4 separate regions of the Mus musculus genome follow, and regions 1, 2 and 4 are each linked to region 3. A link is a loop called in an ENCODE intact Hi-C map of the cell type or tissue named here. Cell type or tissue: heart. All regions are shown on one strand. Region 1 has its middle 16 kb from the start of Krt8. Region 2 overlaps Eif4b (eukaryotic translation initiation factor 4B). Region 3 overlaps Itgb7 (integrin beta 7). Region 4 overlaps Tns2 (tensin 2).

Evidence for each region. Hi-C counts contacts between places; a loop is a spot of excess contacts. Peaks named below come from ENCODE experiments on the same cell type or tissue, not always from the same donor. Only the 100,000 strongest peaks of a DNase experiment are listed, where the experiment ranks them.
Region 1: a loop joins it to region 3, with 5 times the contacts of the local background. A loop is called at or near these places in 4 of 42 quality-filtered maps.
Region 2: a loop joins it to region 3, with 2.5 times the contacts of the local background. A loop is called at or near these places in 6 of 42 quality-filtered maps.
Region 4: a loop joins it to region 3, with 2.4 times the contacts of the local background. A loop is called at or near these places in 11 of 42 quality-filtered maps.

Annotation. Positions count from the first base shown.
Region 1 is chr15:101,985,685-101,990,684 of GRCm38, reverse strand. It overlaps a transcript of Krt78 not described here. Among named protein-coding and RNA genes, the nearest start is that of Krt8, 16 kb to the left of the region's middle. In heart, a CTCF peak has its summit at 2,403 (motif pointing left); a DNase peak (open chromatin) is centred at 2,384; H3K4me3 peaks cover 386 bases.
Region 2 is chr15:102,092,021-102,097,020 of GRCm38, reverse strand. Eif4b (eukaryotic translation initiation factor 4B) reads right to left here. Exons shown (of 15, transcript NM_145625.3): 11 at 3,822-4,035; 12 at 3,308-3,363; 13 at 2,244-2,349; 14 at 1,972-2,044; 15 at 1-1,768. The coding sequence ends at 1,688. Among named protein-coding and RNA genes, the nearest start is that of Tns2, 8.4 kb to the left of the region's middle. In heart, a CTCF peak has its summit at 2,698 (motif pointing left); a DNase peak (open chromatin) is centred at 1,820.
Region 3 is chr15:102,222,392-102,227,391 of GRCm38, reverse strand. It overlaps Itgb7 (integrin beta 7), which reads left to right. Exons shown (of 15, transcript NM_013566.2): 3 at 2,633-2,834; 4 at 2,920-3,090; 5 at 3,820-4,061; 6 at 4,593-4,751; 7 at 4,955-5,000. Among named protein-coding and RNA genes, the nearest start is that of Itgb7, 7.0 kb to the left of the region's middle. In heart, no CTCF peak of the experiment used is centred here; DNase peaks (open chromatin) are centred at 2,021 and 2,731; H3K4me3 peaks cover 1,488 bases; H3K27ac peaks cover 1,038 bases; H3K27me3 peaks cover 1,986 bases.
Region 4 is chr15:102,115,158-102,120,157 of GRCm38, reverse strand. It overlaps Tns2 (tensin 2), which reads right to left. Exons shown (of 29, transcript NM_153533.3): 26 at 5,000; 27 at 4,529-4,597; 28 at 4,392-4,421; 29 at 3,757-4,300. The coding sequence ends at 4,162. It overlaps Spryd3 (SPRY domain containing 3), which reads left to right. Exons shown (of 11, transcript NM_001033277.3): 7 at 741-890; 8 at 1,173-1,230; 9 at 1,747-1,866; 10 at 1,945-2,117; 11 at 2,445-3,630. The coding sequence ends at 2,579. Among named protein-coding and RNA genes, the nearest start is that of Tns2, 15 kb to the right of the region's middle. In heart, a CTCF peak has its summit at 2,272 (motif pointing left); DNase peaks (open chromatin) are centred at 1,937, 2,407, 2,947, 3,297 and 5 weaker places; H3K27ac peaks cover 475 bases.

The DNA.
Region 1 (5,000 bases), 240 kb after region 3:
ATAGAGTAATTTCATGGCCCTTAAAGTCAGAGTGGACTTTCACAAGACCCCAATCAGGGTTTAGTTTCTCCATTACGGGTGTCTATTCCCAAGATAAAGCCCCAGTCCTGGCTTGGCCTTGGGGCTGTGCTGGGTGTGGCTCCGCCCACCCGTGGGGTGTTATTTCTATTTGAAGCTGTAGTTGCAACAATTCAAACGTGTCCCTGTCTAGCTTACAAGTGAATAAGACTCAGTCTTTGGCTATTTTATTTGGCTTTGACAATTACTGGGGGATGGGGTGTCACCCCTAATCTACTTTTCATTTTCTTTTTAGAATTATTTATTTTATGTATATGAGTACACTGTTGCTGTTTTCAGACACACAGAAGAGGGCATCGGGTCTCATTACAAATAGTTGTGAGCCACCATGTGGTTGCTGGGAATTGAATTCAGGACCTGCCTACCTCTAATCCCTCCAGTAATTTTGACTGTAGCCATTTTAATTTAATCAATAGTTTAAAAAATACTTATTTATTTTATGTATATGTGTATCAGATCCCATTATAGGAGGTTGTGAGCCACCATGTGGTTGTTGGGACTTGAATTCCGGACCTCTGGAAGAACAGCCAGTGCTCTTAACTGCTGAGCCATCTCCCCAGGCCCTAACCAGTAGTTTTAAATTAAGGACCAAAGTTTGTTCAACAAAAGCTGGTAAATGTGAGGATTCACTCACCTTTCTTTCTTTCTTTCTTTCTTTCTTTCTTTCTTTCTTTCTTTCTTTCTTTCTTTCTTTCTTTTTTTCTTTCTCTCTCTCTCTCTCTCTCTCTCTCTCTCTCCCTCCCTCCCTCCCTCCCTCCCTCCCTTCCTTCCATTGTGTGTGTGTGTGTGGAGCAGGCTCTGTTTTAGAAAGAGAAATCCTGGCATTGTGGTCTGATAGGAACACATGACTCAAGTCAGACCCTGAAAACGAACCCTGGGTAGGAACAAAGACCTGGGTGGACATTAGGGCTCTGTCAACTATAGGATCTGTGATATGAGATATGTCACCTCCCATGTCTTCATTTCAAGGAAGAGAGGACAACTGAACCATGTCACAGAAGTGGTGAGGGGCAGCAGCATCCTGATGGCATGAGGGGTTCCTGAACTAACAAGAGAAATGACATTTCTATTCCTCCTAGTTAGGGTTTCTATTGTTGTGATAGAACCTGGAGGCAAGAGCTGATGCAGAAGCCATGGAGGGATGCTGCTTACAGCCTTCTTCCTATGGCTTCCTCAGCCTGCTTTTCAGAGAACCCAGGATCACCAGCCAGGGATGGCACCACCTTCCCCACTGATGACTAATTGACAAAATGCCTTACAGGTGGATCTCATGGAGGCATTTCCTCAACTGTGGGCCCTTCCTCTCTGATGACTCTAGCTTGTGTCAAGTTGGCACACAAAACCATCACTCTTTAGGAGATGGTCTCCGTGCCTTCTCTTTTCTGTCACGTGTCACTTCCCACAGGAGCGGTGAGAACACAGGGGCCAGAGAAGGCGCCTCTCTGGTCTGTGATTGTGTCCTTCTCCGTGAGGCTTCATCACTTCCCTGTTTTGTTGAAAATAAACGAGAGAGAGAGAGAGGGGGGGGGGGGAGAGAGAGAGAAAAGTTCTCTTCTTTAAAAAAAAACAGAAAAAATAAAAGATTTACTTTATGTATTCGGGTGTTTTGCCTGTATTCGGGTGTTTTGCCTGTGTATACTTTTGCTCACCACATGAATGTGGTGCCTGCAGAGGCCAGAAGAGGGCGTTATGGAGCTATGGCCGGCTGTGAGCTGCCGCATTGGTGCTGGGATTTAAACCTGGAAGATCAGCAGGTGCTCCTAACCACTGAGCCATCTCTTCAGACCCCTCTCCATCCCTCCTGTACTAGCTTCCAGTCCGAAGTGGTCAGGTGGGCTTCGCCTCACCTGATTCTCTGAATATGTTCCTGGGAGGCAGGCTTGCAAGCCAAGGCATTTGGTGGTAGGGTTTAGATCAGAGCAACAGACTTGGATCTACGCCCAAGCTTTTGGGTGAGGAGAAGTCCTCACCTGCCCCTTGTCCTCTAGTGGACACTGAACACAGGATCCGTCCTAGACAAGCTATCTCCTAAAGAGTGGTATACTGGCTGGTTTTGTGTGTCAACTTGACTGCTAGAGTCATCAGAGAGGAAGGGCCCACAGTTGAGGAAATGCCTCAATGAGATCCAGCTGTAAGGCATTTTCTCAATTAGTGATCAATTGGGGAGGGCTCGGTTCGCGGCGGGTGTTGCCATCCCTGGGCTGTTGATCCTGGGTTCTATAGGAAAGCAGGCTGAGGAAAGGATAGGAAGAAGGCGGTAAGCAGCACTCCTCAATTATGCCGTATGGGTCTCTTTATGCAGGTTTCCGGCGCCTCCTGGTGGACAACGTGAGAACTGTCTTGCAATGTAGGGAGCGGCTCCTTTTTCTCATTTCAAATGTCCAATTGGCTACCTTTGGGGTTGACCTGGCTAGCAATAACATGGATACCTTGAAGAGAGATTTTTTTGGTTTAAAAGATAAAATTTCCAAATACAAACAGGAGCCAGGCAGCCAAGGTAAGGGTGGAGTGGGTCTGGGGTAAGAAACTGGACCCCTGGCTTGCACTTGAACATGTTCACAGAACACTGCGGCAGATGTGAGACTTACTTTCTTCCAGTGCAGAGCGGAGTGGAGGCACAGGGCGGCTTGCTTTTCCGTCTCTAGATAAGATGGCTCACTTGCAACTAGAAATGATTTCAGCGGGACAGGCAGGAACGATTGGATGAGGGGAATGGATTCGTTTGCCACATATTAAGGATTATCAGATTAAAAAAACAAACAAACCAAGAAAACAGAGGAGCGGGATATGGTGGTGTATGCAGTGAATCCCAACACTTGGGAGACAAAAGCGGCCTTGGAGTTTGAGTTCATCCTGGTCTACTTCATGGGACCCTGTCTCACAAAAAACAAAACCCCCTAAAAACAAAAACAAAAACAACAACAACAACCAAAATAAAACAAAAAGCAAACAAACAAAAAAATCCTAACCAAACTTAATGAAAAGGAGAACATGACCACACCTGGGTGTGGCTGAGGGGAGGTGTTATTTATTTATTTATTTATTTATTATTGCATCTACGAGAGAGAGAGAGAGAGAGAGAGAGAGAGAGAGAGAGAGAGAGAATAGAGAGCGAGCAGCCAGAGGCATCTGGAAGAGTCCAGCAGGGAGAGAAACTAACAGACTGAAAGCAGCCAGCAGAATAGATCAGGCCATGAGGGTGGGGTGGGTGAGATGTGAGTCAGAGAGGAAAAGGAAGGAAAGGCCAAGAGAGGGGACCGGGAACTGAGAGCTGAGGACCAATAGAACCAAGAGAGAAAAGAGAAGCTGGGGGGGGGGGATTGAAGCTCAGGGGGAGAGGTTTAGGGTAGGGGTGGCTGGGGTGGGGTGGCCAGAGGCGTTGTTGTAGCACCTCTCACTCTGTCAGTCCTTTATCGGAGGCGCAGGATCCCTTCTGGGAAGAAGCCAAGGAGCCAGAGGTGTATGCTCACCCAGACAGAGCCCATGTTCCCAACTCCTGATGGGACTCATGGGACTCTGAATGGCCCAAACCCGCTGCCACGAGCTGCTTGGCCCTCTCTCCTCGTTCTACCTGCTGAGGTGGGGGGGAGACAGTTAAAGACTGCTCATGTTCACCGTGGTGGCCACTGGTCACAGGTGCTTGCTGAGGCTGCTTCAAAACAGCTGGTTTGCTCTGAGAGCTGCTAACGGCGCTAAATCATATATCAGATCTGGAAGACTTGGTATCAGAAAAAAGAATGTAAAGTGTTGTACCACTGTGTGTGCTGTGTATGCATGTGTGCTCCACCTGTAATCGGTGCTGAGGGGGTAGGTAGAGGTGGAGATGGGAGCATGTATGGTACTTACTGGCCAGGAAGCCTAGGAGAATAAACTGCAGGTTTGCAAGAAGCCCTGTCTCAGGTAGAGGGGCTGGTGAGATGGCTAAGCAGGTGAGGTGCTCCTACCTGATGCCACTCCGAGCTGAATCTCTGGAACTCACATGGTGGAGGGGAAAGAATCAATTCCCAGAAGTTGTCCTCTGACCTCTACATGTGAGCTGTGGCAGATGTGTGCCCACACAAGTATGTCTGCACAATATAAGTGTAAAAGAATAAAAATAAAAAAAGTAAGGTGGAGAGTCATAGAGGAAGACACCTGATGTTAACTTCTGGTCTTCACACACACACACACACACACACACACACACACACAAACACACACACACATATACAATGCACATACACATTCACACACATGCACATATACAATGCACATACACATGTGCACACACATGCACACACACATACACATATACATATGCACACACATGCACACATATGTACATATACAAATGCACATACATGCACATACACACATGTACACACTACACAATGCACATATACACATGCACACACATGCAAATACATGCATCACAGAAACAAGTGCACACACACACACACATGCACAGACACTTGTACATACACACATGCATGTACACACCCACAGTCACAGCCACAGCCACCTCTGTATGGACATGTGTACATATCTACATGAGCATATACTACACACACATACTTATGTTTGTAGGTTGGTTGCATGTAGACTCAGACTTAAGATACATGGGGTTATATAAAGTATTATTTTAAACTTAATTTCTCAGTACATATTGTCCCAGGTCTGCCGTGTCAGCACTTGGGGGTTGAAGCTCCAGTGATCGAGGTGAGCCTAGGCTGAGACCCTGTCTAAAACAAGCCAGAAAGATTATAAGCTAGAAGTGGCGGCACACACCTTAATTCCAGCACTCAGGAGGCAGATGCAGGTGGATTTCTGTGAGTTGGAGACTACAGTGATTTCCAGGACAGCCAGAGATACACAGTGAGTCTCTCACAAAGTTCTACTGGTGGCTCTCATTTATGGCTTATTCTTCTGTCTGGCCAGTGTCC
Region 2 (5,000 bases), 130 kb after region 3:
AGGAGCGGGACATAAGTCAACCCCTGTTTTTATTTTAACAGAGGAGCAAAGTAGGAGAGTGGGACAAAACAGCTGTCTTCGGATGCAACTATCTGGAAGGGAAATAGACATGAAGAGGGCAAACTACCTTCTCATTGTCTACAACAATGGTTTAAAAAAACCCATTCAACTGTGGGTATCTGCAAAAGCCCACTTCCTAGCTACTAGCCAATCAAATCCACCGGAGAAGCGATTTGCTGTGCCTACTGCTGCAGCACGGGACATCAGTGCTCCTGCACAGCAGGCCTAGGACCAAGGTATCCTCTGTCTGCAGGTACCTGACTACCCACAACAGGGAGGCTCGCCATCTTTGGAGCTGACCCCTACAAAGGTGCACATCAAAGCAGACAGGTCAAGCTACAGTGTTGCAAGAGAAACCAGGACCTTGCTCAATCGTTCTTTGCATTATCCTTTATTCTTGAGGGGAGTAAAGAAGCCAACCCTCCTAAGCAGAAAACCAGTCAGGGTCACATACATTATAAACAAGCACCAGCGTGGGGCTCCAGTGAGGGAGATTTATAGAAACCTTACATCCCATTCAAGGCTGAAGACCTCCAACTCACCCCATTTACACACCCCTATTCACCACCCAAGCCCATCAGTTGAGGCTGAAAGCTGCAGGAGCAGGCAGAAATCAAAGATAGCACAGAGAAAACTCACTGGCTTGCTTGAGAAAAGCAGCGAGTCCTCAGGCCATGGCTTTTTGTGGCTAAGATACAGTGTCTGTGGGAGGTGTGTGACTCACAGACAGCTCTGGGAGGCTAAGTGTCATGGAGACCATGAGATGACCAGAGTGACAAGGTTTTCAAAATAATATGGGTATATTTCAACCTCTAGAAAGGAGAGTTTAGAAGGGGCAAAGCCAGGCCTTCTCACTACCTGTTAAGTGCTTCCTCATCCAGAAATGACCATTCTATGTATGTGTTTACTGGAGGTCACACTGTTTCCCTCACTACCGGGTATAAAATATAATTAGTCACCTCCCCAAAGCTTTCCAAACCACGATTGAGTTTCCGTTCATCTTGGTCCCCAAGCGGGAACTACTTGTTAGTGCCCCGTAGACTCACTCCCAACTACCCCCTTGGGGGGTAAAAAAATAAAACAATTCCCCCTTAGGCTGGCCCCATTGAAGTCAGAACTAAAGTAGAGGGGCTGGCAGCCTCCTGGAGACTAAAACAGCTTGAGACTAGAGCTACCTTTCTAAGGATGGGAAATTTATTCAGGTAAATTCAGGTAATGTTTGGGTATTCACAGGTGCCATCTCAGGATAAGAATTAGAAAGTAGAAATCTCACTTCTGCTTTGCACCTTTTTCTACTGCCTAACTGATGTGACTGCCTCTCTGTCACTGCAATTCTGCTGAATGGAGCCCCAGGCACTAGTCACACAGTAACTGCTTGGTATTGTCAGACACAACTTCCCCATTCAAAAGCGGTAGCCACGTCTCTGGCTACAATGGTGATTCTCCAGTTACTTCAATACTTTAAAAGGCTGCAGCAGCATGCAAAAGAATTTCATTTCATTAAAAAAAAAGTTTAGAAAGGTCTTCAGGAGATGGTGAGTTTATTTTGTCTTGTCTGGATAGAGGTTTGATTTGCTCTTGAATGTTCCGGGGTGGAGACTAGGAGAAAGCACAGGGTGCGGAGGTCCTACTCAGTGCAGTCGTCGCCCTCATCCTCATCCTCGCCATCCACAGACAGAGCAGCGTACTTGCTTGCAGAGCTGAACTTCTGTAACAGGAGAGGACGGATCATGGATGGGAGCCCAGACCACACCCGTTCCTCTGCGAGAGCAGGGAGGGTCAGGGGCACGAGTGGACGGCCGCACACATCCTCTTTCCGAGAGCCGAGGAAGGTAACCCCACCTTAAGTGTGCTCACTGGAGACAAAAGGAGTCAGACGCAAAACTAAGAGGAAAGGCACATGGCACTTACAGAGGCTGGGTTCTCCTCAGGTTTCTTTGGCTCAGGCGCAGATCTGGAGTCTTGATCTTTTTTGCCATCCTTCCTGCAGAGACACAATAGGTATTCAATAGTGTTGCTGGGATAGTGCATTATTTTTAGATTCTGCAAATCTAACCGTGACTCTAGTTTATTCACAGTGGTAAACCTGGCAATGCTTGAGAAAGCCAAGAACTACTTTATAAAGATTCCCTGCGTCTAACACTACAAGATTCATAAACAGTGAGGAAAAAAAATATAGATACCTATCCAAGTCCTTCCAGTGGTCTCTGCTCCCTCCATCCCCGGGACCACGGCTGCAGCTTCCAGCTTGGCCTTGTGTGGCACCCACCACATCCACTTTATTTCCATCTGTTTAAACAGAAACACAAAACCAAATTCAAGGGTTAGAAAGTAACTCATCTCCCTGTCCTTGCTTTCCTTTAAGCTGAAGGAAACACGTATGAAGGGGAATTATCCCCACTCCAAACCAGCCTAAAGCCTTTTTTTCCCATTAAAAGTCCTACTGTAGTGACCATCACCTAGAAAGCAGGACAGAAATAGGAACTAGATAGATTGTTCTGTAGTGACCTTGGTTTACTAATGGTGACATTTCAAACTTGGACAGGACAGACACATTTATTCCTGTCCAATTTCTCCACAAAGGCAGGCTTTACCAGGAAGAGGCAGCTTTAAATACTCTTTGAAGAAGTCATTCCTGCCCTCTTCTGGCAGAAAAGGTAGCTCATCAAAGAACATTAAACAACAACAACAATAAAACAATTGACAGCTGAACGTTGATGGGGGTAGGGAAGTAGAGCCACTGCTAAGGTGTCAGCGTTTCTATAATCCTCAATAAAACACAGTAGGCCACTCCCTCACAAAAGCCATGAAAGTAGAGGCTGGCTGGGAAGAAGGGGACTGGCAGAAAGGAGGCTAACAGGGCAGCAGTGATGACCATGACTGAAACACATCACTTGACCCAAGAACTAACACTGCAGCTTCCATTAAAAAATGTCTTCTTGCTAGGTAGTAATGGTGCACATCTTTAATCCCAGCACTCGGGAGGCAGAGGCAGGTAGGTCAGCCTGGTCAGAGTTCCAGGACAGTCAGGGCTACACAGAGAAGCCTTGCCTAGAGAAAAACAAAAAGAAAAATTCTTTGGCAAGATGCTTAATCCTGGAGTCTCTCATTACAGGCATTTATTTTATTTATGTGCATTGCCTGCGTGTGTGCACATCAAATGCCCTGGAAAGAACTGGAGATATGCATGGTTGTGAGTACCACAGGGGTGCTAGGAACTGAACTTGTTCACATGGTGCAGGCTCACCTTTTCTTGATGGTCCTTCCTCAGGGGGCTGGACTGCAGCTACTTTCCCTCCACCACTGGAATAAAGCAGCAAGCAATCAGCCATCAGTTTTTACAGGAAAGACAACACAAGCTTACACCATTTTCCAAATGTACCAGGCTGCCTTTTCATTCCACACTACAATATTAAAATACAGGAAAGACTGTTGTCTTCTACACTTAAGGGCCATATGCTTTGGAAATCCAACATGCTTAGCTGGAGTCTTCTCTTGGAAAAATTTAAGAATCACTTGAGTGAGCAAGGTTACACTGACAGTATGTCCCAGGGCAAAGCATGTCTACATATTTCTATGGTAAATATTCCCATCATAGCTGATCTTAATCCACCAAACTCATGTCAACTGGTTAACAAAAATCAAGAAAACAGATACTGTTGAGACAACAGTATATGAATTATACAGGAGGCAACCTCCTCTGCAGCACACACTCCCTCAGGGCACCTCCACTAAGCAGCTGCTGTTACAGGCCTACTCACCTTGTAGGGGACGGCTGCTCTGTGTCTGAGCTCTGAGATCGGGCAGGAGGGTTAGAGCTTCGCTTCACCCACGCATTCTCCTTTGGTGGAGGGGCTGGCATTACCTTTAGAGGCTGGTCAGGTTTAGGAGGCTTAGAGGTTGGAGAGTGACAGTCTTCTTCTTTATTGAGGGTTTCATTTTCTAGAGACTTCTCACTCTCTCTCCTTCGTGTATCTGTGGGGGAAGAGGAGCTCGCTGTACAGAGCCCACCTGGACTGTAGCAGCAGGGGAATAGGGGCATCACATTCTTTTCCATCAGCAGCAGACAGACACTAACTGGTTCCTGATAGCTACAGTTACACATAAACCAATGGCTTCCAGGCCACCTGGAGAAAAGTGCTTTCTGGAAAAGGGGAAAAAGCTATCTGAAAGAACAGCAATCTTGTCTTTATTTGGAAGGAATGAACACTTTTTTCGGGGAGGTGGGGGGGGGGGTGTTACAACTTGTCTATGTATTAGGACAGCCGTAACTGGGAATAACACGCTCTTGTGGTGAATGGGACTCAGGACCAAAGCCCAGGAACCACTGCCCAACTCCAGCTCAGCAGAGGCCTTTACATGGGGACAAAAACCCAGACACATTTGTATTTGCACAAAAACTTCTCTGGAACCATGGAGCTTGCTTTGCCAACAGTTACAGCCTACATCTGAAGTACAAGCTCTAGCAAAGCGGCTACACAAAACCAGTATCACACTTACTCTAGCCAGAAGGAGCACTACACCATGTTACAGGGCGACTACAAAGGTCAAACAGCTTCAGAAAACTCTTACAACACTTGGCTCCATTGACAAATCACTCTGGCTTTGGGCTGTTTTAAAACACTCAAGTACAAGTAAACTTGGGAGGAAGGAGAGCTTTAGCAACAGCGAATCACAGTAAGAGGAGGACTCTACAATTCCTGTAAACCATCTGTATCAAATTCATCGTGGCATTAAGTGTCTTCTTTGTGCCTGGTACCTAGAGGCCAGACGTCATAATGACATCTTCTGGAACTGGAGTTACAGGTGATTGAGGGAACAGGGGAATTAAAACTGGGAACTCTACAATTTCTCCTTTACAGGAGGAGGGGTGCAGTCATCAGTGGCCCAGGACTCTGTGACACTACACACACATGCTAATGAGGAAATGACCATTTACC
Region 3 (5,000 bases):
ATGGGTGTGTGTGGTCCTGAACATGTGTGATGTGCGTTGTGTAGGTAGATTTGTGATTTTTTTTTGGGGGGGGGGGAATACTGTCCCTTCTCATGTGTGACTGAATTTGGACAGACAGGATTCCAATGTGTGACTCATATGCGTGTAAGTTTCTGAGCATACGTGAACAGAACCCGTGACCCATGAGCTCAGAGGAAGATGTCCTTGTGGGAGTTCGTGCTTCTGCATGTGAGAAAGTAGACTGGCCAGTTACGTATTCTGTGACAACATGCAACAGAAACATACTTCTTATGAATTGAAAGGCTTGGAATTCAAGAGCAAAGTGCTGGTTCATTTGGTTCTCTCTGGAGCATTTTTTCCTGGCTTAGAGATGGGCTACCTTCCTGCTGTATTACGACATGGGGTTAGGGTGTGGGGAGGAGACCCCTCTGCTGTTGACTCTCTCTCTCTCTCTTTAAAAGATTTATTGATTTTATTTATATGAGTACACTGTAGCTGTCCTCAGACACACCAGAAGAGGGCATCGGATCCCATTACAGATAGTTGAGAGCCACCATGTGGTTGCTGGGAATTGAAAGCAGGTCCTCTGGAAGAGCAGTCAGTGCTCTTAACCTCTGAGTCATCTCTCCAACCCTATTGATTCTTTATAAAAGATATTTATTTTATGTGCATGTGTGTTAGTGTGTGGATGTGCACCCCATGTCTGCAGGTACCTGTGGAGGTCAGAAGAGGGTGTTGGATCCCTAAGAACTGGAGTTACTGGTTGTAAACCATCACATGGGTGCTGGGAACTGAACTTGGGTCCTCTTAAAGCGCAGTAGGTGCTGTTAACTACTGAGCCACCTCTCCAGCCCCAGCTGTCACATCTTAAGGGGCACATCTCATCTCAAGGGTCTCACTCTCAGGACTTCACCTAAGCCTAACCTCCACCCAAAGGCCTCACCTCACATACCATCAAAGTGAGAGTTAAAAATTAAGCACAAGTCAGGAAATTATGGCATGTGCCTTTAATCCAAGCACTTGGGTGGCAGAGGCAGGCAGGTCTCTGTGAGTTCGAAACCGGCCTGTTCTATAATGTGAGTTCTAGGACAGACAGAGCTACATATTGAGGCTCTGTCTCAGACAGTAGATGGATAGACACATTGATAACAATAGATAATTTGGAGGGAGAATCCAGTCCATAACAGAACATGCATGATGAGGCTTCTGAGTCAGGCATGTATGTGCAGATTATGATTTCCCGGCATGCATTCTGGAGAGGGAAATATATGAAGGCTTCCAAAAACCTGTGGATTTATGTGAGTGTATGGGAGGAGGCCACTGGGAAGGTCTGGGGTACCTGAGGGGTAAGGATGCTGGGGAGTGTGTATTCCTTGCTGGTCAAAAGAGCTGTTCTTGGGCTGGAGAGATGGCTCAGGGGTTAAGAACACCGACTGTTCTTCCAGAGGTTCTGAGCTCAATTCTCAGCAACCACATGGTGGCTCACAACCCTCTGTAATGGGATTTGATGCACTCTTCTGGTGTGTGTCTGAAGACAGCTACAGTGTACTTATATACATAAAAATAAATAAAAAATTAGTTTTTTAAAAAAGCTGCTCTTTATGGATGCCTTAAAGAGGAAGTGCTCAGCCAGGCGTGGTAGCACACGCCTTTAATCCCAGCACTCGAGAGGCAGAGGCAGGTGGATTTCTGAGTTCGAGGCCAGCCTGGTCTATAAAGTGAGTTCCAGGACAGCCAGGGCTATAGAGAAACCCTGTCTCGAAAAACAAAAAAAAAAAAAAAAACAAAAATAAAAAAAAAAGAGGAAGTGCTCGTGGAAGGGCCTCTGAGGCAGTCTCTCACAGAAAGATGGAGATTTAGATAAGTGCAGGCTTGGTAAGATAGACACACTGACAGGCAGCCATGTTTACAGCTGCCTAGGGGGCCCAAGAAACTACTGATCATGAAACTCCGTAGTCAGGGAGGCAGAGGACCTAGACAGTGGCTAGAGAGATAAGCCCCTGGGAACAGCTGCTGGTCTGTATCTACCTCTTCCGTTCCCTAGGGGCTGGCACCATTGCCCACGGAGAAGCCACCTAGCCATTTCCTTCCCCTGCGGCTTGTCAGTCAGTGCAGGGTACCAGACGTCGTGTGTGTGTGTGTGTGTGTGTGTGTGTGTGTGTGTGTGTACGCGCGCGTGCGTGCACGTGTGTCTTTCTGTCGTCTTTATCGTCCTCCTTCCCAGAAACTGGTGTGACTGACCCCCTTCCTATTTTAATCTGGCCATGCAGGGGAAGATGGACTACGGGGTGGTTTTTCTGTAACCTTGAAGACCCTGAGATCTCAACGGAAGTTTGTAGCTCTAATGAGAAAGCATAGGTGGGAGACTTCGGGAAAGGGGACGTTGAGTTCCGGAAAGCGGGGAGGACTGCTACTGGAAGTGGGCGCTGATGAAGAAGAAAGTACTATAGGTTTTCCATAGTAGCTGTGGAGTGAGTGAACTGTAAGAATAAATCAGGGCTCATTGGAGGCTGGCTGAGAACAGACCGGGATGTGCAGGCGATTGCAGGCGGCAGGGTTTGCAGGGTGGTGTTGTTAGTCGGTTGAGGGGCCGTGGGGGCTGGGGTTCAGTGAGCCTCCTCTTGGGGTACAGAACTTCACTGCCTCGGGAGAGGCAGAGGCGAGGCGCTGCGCGCGGCGAGAGGAGCTACTGGCTCGCGGGTGCCCCGCGCAGGAGCTAGAGGAGCCGAGAGGCCGCCAGGAGGTGCTGCAGGACAAGCCGCTCAGCCAGGGAGATCGCGGCGAGGGGGCCACCCAGCTGGCCCCGCAGCGGATCCGCGTCACGCTGCGACCAGGTGAGTCCGGGGCAGCGCGGGGTGCAAGTCTGGGCTGGCCTGGAATGCACTGGGCTTCAGAGTCTATCCTCCCTTTCTCTATCAGGGGAGCCCCAGAAATTCCGGGTCCGCTTCCTCCGAGCTGCGGGGTACCCCGTGGACCTATATTACCTTATGGACCTGAGCTACTCAATGAAGGACGACTTGGAACGTGTGCGCCAGCTAGGGCATGCCCTGCTGGTCAGGCTGCAGGAGGTCACACATTCTGTGCGCATAGGTAAGCAAGCGCTACCTAGACCCTGCCAGCCCTTGTCACTGCCTTTAGCTTCCACTATACTCTCCCAGTATTTAACAGACTCGATCATTGGATCTTGACATCTCTCCCAAGAGACACTCATCTAGGTCTAAGCTCTCGAGGAGCTTTTGGATTGACCCTTGAAGGTTCCCTTGCTCTACAGGAGGACCAACTGAGGCTCAGAATTTAAAAGACTATTCAGACAGACAGCTGCCCACCCAGTGTTTCTGGATAATCTAGATGCAGTGTTCCTGTTCCACATTCTGTAATGATCCCCCCCCCCCCCCGTCCCCTATGGCTCAAATTCACCCCGTGCCAGGTAGTGGCGGTGCACACCTTTAATCCCAGAAGGCAGAGGCAGGCAGAGCTCTGAGTTTGAGGACAGCCTGGTTTACAGAGCCAGTTCCAGGACATCCAGGGCTACACAGAGAGAACCTGAGTCAAAATAAACAAGCCCCCTTTAAAACACCGGCTTGGTGCCGCCTGCTGTTTCTACACCCTTGACCCTGGATGCCTCAGCCTCCAGGAAGCCTGGATGCTGCTGTTGGGTCCTCCTCTTCATCTCCTCCATCCCCACCTTCTTGAGTCACATTTTTGCCCTTGCCAGGTCCCTGTCATCTAGGTGTATCATCTGAGTATTTAGCAGGGACTCTTAAATCCTGTCGATGCCTTGTGATCTTTGGCACAGCTCCCATCGCTTTCTGCTTTCAGGTTTTGGCTCCTTCGTGGACAAAACGGTGCTGCCCTTTGTAAGCACCGTGCCCTCCAAGCTTCACCACCCATGCCCCAGCCGACTGGAGCGTTGTCAGCCACCCTTCAGCTTTCACCACGTGCTGTCCCTCACCGGGGACGCTCAAGCCTTCGAGAGAGAGGTGGGACGCCAGAATGTCTCTGGCAACCTGGACTCACCCGAAGGCGGCTTTGATGCCATTTTGCAGGCTGCCCTCTGCCAGGTGAGATAGGGTTAGGATCTGAGCCCAGGAGCTGTCTGGGGCCAGGACTACCTGTTGTTATGGATATGTGCCGTATCCATATCATCTCACTGAGGTGTGCATGCTTACCTTAACAGTTATCCGATACGATGAAGTAAACGATCATGAAGAAGAGGCACTTTTCCTAGTTCATAAGAGGGCCTCCACTAACAACAGGCTTGTTTGGAGGAGGGTGTTCAGAGACCTTGGAGCAGAGAATTAGAAATGGGAAGGGAGGGCTCAGCGGTTAAGAGCACTGACTGCTCCTGAGTTCAATTCCCAGCAACCACATGGTGGCTCACAACCACCTGTAATGGGTTCTGAAGCCCTGTTCTGGTGTGTCTGAAGACAACTACAATGTACTTATATATAAAAAATAAATCTTTTTTTTAAAGGAAGAAATGAGAAGGGTGGGGGCAAACAAAAATGACTCAGAACAATCTTGCTAATTTCTTTCACTGGGATATCTCAAATGCTATGGCAGGGTATACAGGTTGCCCCCTTTCCCCTCAGGAACAGATTGGCTGGAGAAATGTCTCCCGTCTTCTAGTGTTCACTTCAGACGATACATTCCACACAGCTGGGGATGGGAAACTGGGTGGCATTTTCATGCCCAGCGACGGGCGGTGCCATCTGGACAGCAATGGTGTCTACACGAACAGCGCAGAGTTTGTGAGTCCTCCCTCCCCCATCTGAGCCTCATTCAGGACTCTTTGGTTTATAGTTTTCATCGGGTAGCATCCTGGAACACTGCCATCATTCGAGGCTCCTCCTGCTGGTGGGATTTTGGGTCCTGGCTTGCTTTATTCAGTCTGAGGGTACTTAGCACACTGAAGGAAGACCAGCAATAGTCACTTGTTCCCTCCCTGCCTCAGGACTATCCCTCTGTGGGTCAAGTAGCCCAGGCCCTCACTGCAGCGA
Region 4 (5,000 bases), 110 kb after region 3:
TCCACTGTTACCATGGCATCCTATAGGCAAGACCTGGATTGGGGGTTGCTACCCTGCTGTGTGCAGGCAAGACCTTGTGGGACCCGAAGAGCCCAACCTGTCACTTGTCTCTCTTCTCTGACATTCACACCCCATGCCAGCCTGAATGAAGGTTGGGAACAGAGGGCCTGCCATCTGTTTCTACTTTGGCCTTTGCCCATGTGAAATGAAAGGTAGAGTTGCTATCTCTGGGTTCTTGGCTCCCTCGAGCAATGAATGACCCAGCAATGAATAGCTCTGTTCAGAGCCAAGTAGAGCAGATCTTGAGAAACTATGTCAGTCCCATCTGTGCAGAATCAGTGTCTGAGCCTATCCCCTCTCCCCTGAGTTCTACACATCCCTGTTCTCAGTAAGCATCCCGAAAAGGCTGCTGGGTTCCAGAGGGAAGGCTGGCTTGGGGTTGTTCAGGAAATGGATGTTCTAGCCTAGACCCCCCAGTGAGCTTCCTGGCAGTGTACCTCTGGATCCCCATGCGATTCTCCAGAGTCCCTGACAGTGGCTCTGAAGGAAGCAAGAAGCATCTCACACCAACCACCTTGTTTCCCCGACATCCTTGTCCTCTGCCTGTCTAGAACTTGGAGTCCACTTTGCCTTTTGAACCCTTTCCCTTTTATCCAGGGGTATTGTCAGACCCAGAACACTGGCACCCAAGATACTTTGGACTCAGTGTCATCACCTGATGCTTGTCTCTTGCCCTGCAGCTGCTGGAGTATTTGGGGAAGGGCAAGAGCATCGTGGATGTGGGGCTGGCTCAGGCTCGGCACCCACTGAGCACCCGCAGCCATTACTTTGAGGTGGAGATTGTGGATCCTGGAGAGAAGTGCTATATCGCCTTGGGGCTGGCCCGGAAGGTGGGTAGGCATGCTGTGTTTCTCCCTGTAGGATTGCTCAGTGTGGGGCTATTGGGAAAACCTGCTCAAGGAGCCTGTAGAGGGAAGTTCTGAGCTGAGGCAGAGCACAGTTCTAAGTATCTGTTTAGTGGACAGACCTTGTAGCAGTGTCCTGAGCATCATCCACCCTGGTCTTGAAACTGAGCCCCTTCCTGTCCCCCTTGCTGCTGTAGCCCCCAGTTTGTGGCTGTGGGTCGCCAGCCATCTGTGATGTCACACATTCCCTTTGTCTTCCTGCTGCAGGATTATCCCAAGAACAGACACCCTGGCTGGAGCAGAGGGTCTGTGGCCTACCACGCAGGTGAGTGGAAGCTGCTGGAACGGGCTGGGGAGACAGGGTGCAGAGTCGCCTGTTCTGCTCACATACCTGTGGACTCTCTCTCCTCTTTTCAAGCTGCTCAGGTTTTCCCTTCATCTTATTTTTTTCTCTCAGCCCTGAGAGCCAGAGGCACAGGACTGTGGCAGGAGAACTGAGCCCAGAGCGGCCATTGCAGGCCTCTGACCTGGCTCCCCTGCCCCTCCACCCCCCTTGAAGATCTACAGAGCCCTTGGTTGCTTTTGTTTTGGGTCTGATTTCCTGTAGAGCTTTCTTGAATACTGAGCCTTGGTGCCTGGGCCCTCCCCTCAGCACCCTTTCACCCCACCTGATCATCCACTCTAGGGACCCTCTCCTTTCTTCTCGCAGCTCCTCAATCAAATGAACACTGTGTTCTTTTTAAAAGCCTAAGGTTCTTCCTGCATCTCCCTCTCATCTTTGTCTTGTTCTGAGGATGTAGAATTAGCCTTTCAAGTGTGTCCTTTCCCCTCCCTTCAACAGATGACGGGAAGATCTTCCATGGCAGTGGTGTGGGGGACCCCTTTGGGCCACGCTGCTACAAAGGAGACATTATGGGCTGTGGAATCATGTTCCCCCGGGACTACATTCTGGACAGCGAGGGTGAGTGAGGCTGGGCAGCAGCCAGACTGCTCCGGGCAGTAGACAGTACCACAGGAGCTCACGTTTCCTGTCTCCTAGGGGATAGTGATGACAGTTGTGACACAGTGATCTTGTCCCCGACTGCCCGGGCTGTCCGGAACGTCCGAAATGTCATGTACCTGCACCAGGAAGGGGAAGAGGAAGAGGAGGAAGAGGAGGAAGAGGAGGATGGGGAAGAGATCGAGCAGGAGCATGAGGGCAAGAAGGTGGTGGTAAGTGGGGAGGTGTGGGTTCCCTCTGGGCTCCTGGGGCTGAGGCGGGGAGGGGGGGGGCAGGGACTGGGAGGCAGGGTCAGGAGCTCACAGGAGAGCCCAGGCTGGAGTCCTGGTCTATTTTCCAGCCTCAGCACACCCTCTGGTGGCTGCTTTCCACAGCACTGCAGTGACTCCTAAAGCCCATGTTTAGGAAGTTGTGGGTTTGGGGCTTCATGTCTGAGTCACCCCAGTATCCCCAGAGAAGGGGCCAGAGCGCACCCTCTTCTCCACATCCTAGGGAGGTGCCAGGCCCATCCTCATCCGCTCTCCCCACCCCCACTCCAGGTCTTCTTCACTCGGAATGGCAAGATCATCGGGAAGAAGGATGCTGTTGTGCCGTCTGGAGGTTTCTTTCCTACCATTGGCATGCTCAGTTGTGGGGAGAAAGTGAAAGTAGACCTGCACCCCTTGAGTGGCTAGTGGGGTCACCAGTCCATCTGCCCTCTCCGTCTGCATTTTCTCTCACAGCAGGCCCTGGGAGGGCATCCCCAGTTTCTGTCAGCTCAGGCTGCACCTCTCTGTCTCTGGGCCTGAGAGCAGTGGTGGGCCCAGAGGGCAGTATTGATATGAATGGGAGGAGCCCCTTGATCGGGTTAATCGGTCCTGGATCTTCTTTCACCTCGCTGGGCGTTGAGCAAACTGGGAGGTATAAGCCCACCTGCTGACCTGATTGGTATGGTGCTCTGCCGAGGGTGAGGGTCGAGTAGAGGCAGTCTGTCCCTGTCTACCACAGCTCCCCGAATTCTCTTCATCCCCTCTCCTCATGTAAGCCAGTTGCTGCTGTCTCCCCCTGGCTGGGCTAGGGGGCCTGTCTTGGCCATCTCTCCTTTCACTGGCTGCTGTCCTAAAACACATCTAGGGTCTCCATTGTTTTCTGAGAGATGGTCCCACCCTCAACCCACAGCAGAAAGCCTGAACTTGGCTTCCTGCCTGCTCACACGCAACTGTGTGTGTGTGTGAGAGAGAGAGGGGCTGTGTGGTAGCGTGGGACTTCAGCCTTTGCTGCCATCTCCTTGTCTGCACTCTTCTTCAAAGCACCTCTAGCCCTGGCTCCCCAGGATGGAGCCAAGGCACCGGGGCATGTGTTGTATTGTGGCTGTTTGCCCAGAGCAGCAGCTTGGCCCCTTCTTTCTCTTCACCTACCCACCCCCCACCCTGTGCCCCAGCTTGCTGCTTGTGCCAGTTGACGTTTCTGCTCCAGTGTTTGATTCTAGTGTCTATATAGACCCCCCAACCAGCCCCCCTCTTCCCGTTTCCTGAGCTCCTCCATCCCATCAACAGGGAGAGAAGCAGCCGGAGCTCTTGGTCTCAGTTTGCACAGTGGGTAGGGCTGGGGAGGGGGTTTGTTGTCGTGCTGCTGGGGCTCCCCTTGCCCCTCGTTTCGGGCCCTGCACTATGATATATGAAATGTATGTACAGATCAGAGATGTTTATACAGCCAATAAAGACGGAGTTTCCGTATTTATCAGGACAGACGGAAGGGGAATCCTTCCCAGGGCGAGTAGGTGGGGGCAACTGTGGGCCCGTCAGGCCAGCAAAGGTACGTCTCTGGGAGACTTTTTTTTTCTTCTTCCTATGAAGAAGGTATCAACTCCTCAAAAGTTTATAGAAATTCTTTATTATTACACAAAAATAGACTCTCTTTTTCCCTCTGTTTATGTGACCCCACTCTGGTCTCTGTGTGGAGGGAAGGCAGGAAGCTTTCAAGCTTCTCCCATCCCTCCATGATGGGCCCTGGAGCTGGGTGGAGCTGGCAGGGTCATTCCCCTCCAGGGCTCCACTACTGACACCTCCTCACCCCCCTCACACCTGTCTCTGCCATCTGCTCACATGCCAGGTCACCTTAGGGGCCCACTCACTCAGCTTAGCAGGCAAGGGCAGGAAAGAGCAGTGGCCCAGATGCTGCCACTCCCTCTTTCACAGGGGCCAGGCCAGGGTAGTGAGCGCTGTGGATGCTGGGAGGGTGCAGTGTGGGTGTGCACTCGGAGCTTGTGGCTTTCCTTCATTTCCTCTGGCCCAGTAGAACTTTGGTGATGAAGGTGACAATGGCACTTGCCGGTTGGTCCGGGTCAAGCTCCGCAAAGAGGTGACACACATTTTCCCAGGGACTTCCTGGCTTCTTGGCCACGAAACCAAAGATCCTGCAGGGACAAAGCCAGGGACAGGAGGATGGTGTAAGCCACAGGGGGCGGCTTGTGGCGAGCCAGGGCCGAGCTCAGCAGGGAGACTTACTTGGAGGTGGCTCCATCTGGGTTGGTCCATCTGTAAAGAGAGAGGATGTGAGAGAGTGCGGCCCAGGGCACAGCTCCTGAACACCCTGGCAGCTGAGGCCGGCAGGACCCCAGCAAAGAGCTCCGAGGAAGACTCACCTGCGGTCCTGGGGGTCAGTGCTAGAGAAGGTGATGCTGTTCACTGGGTAATGGCGGCGAAAGAAGAGCCTGTGAGGGGAAAGTGGGGAAGAAAAGTCACACTCAGAAATCCAAGGCTCTGGGCTGGGGAGGGAGCTCAGAGCTTACAGTGCTCACCATCCACACAAGCAGGAGGACAAGCTTGAGTCCCAGAACCCGTGTAAATGTTGGGTACAAGCGGCCCACCTGCAATTCCAGTCTCAGAAAACAGAGACAACTGCAGGAGCAAGGCTAGCAAGACTAGCTGTATCTATGAGTTAAGGTGAACAAGCAACCCAGATTTTTAATTATCAAACTGGAGCCTACACACATAAATGCAAATGTGTATGTACTCATACCACACACATACACATGAAAAGAGGAAAAACAAAAAACCAAGAGATCCCCATGGTCATTGCTTGAGACTCGAGACGGGGTCTGAGCCGGGCTTACT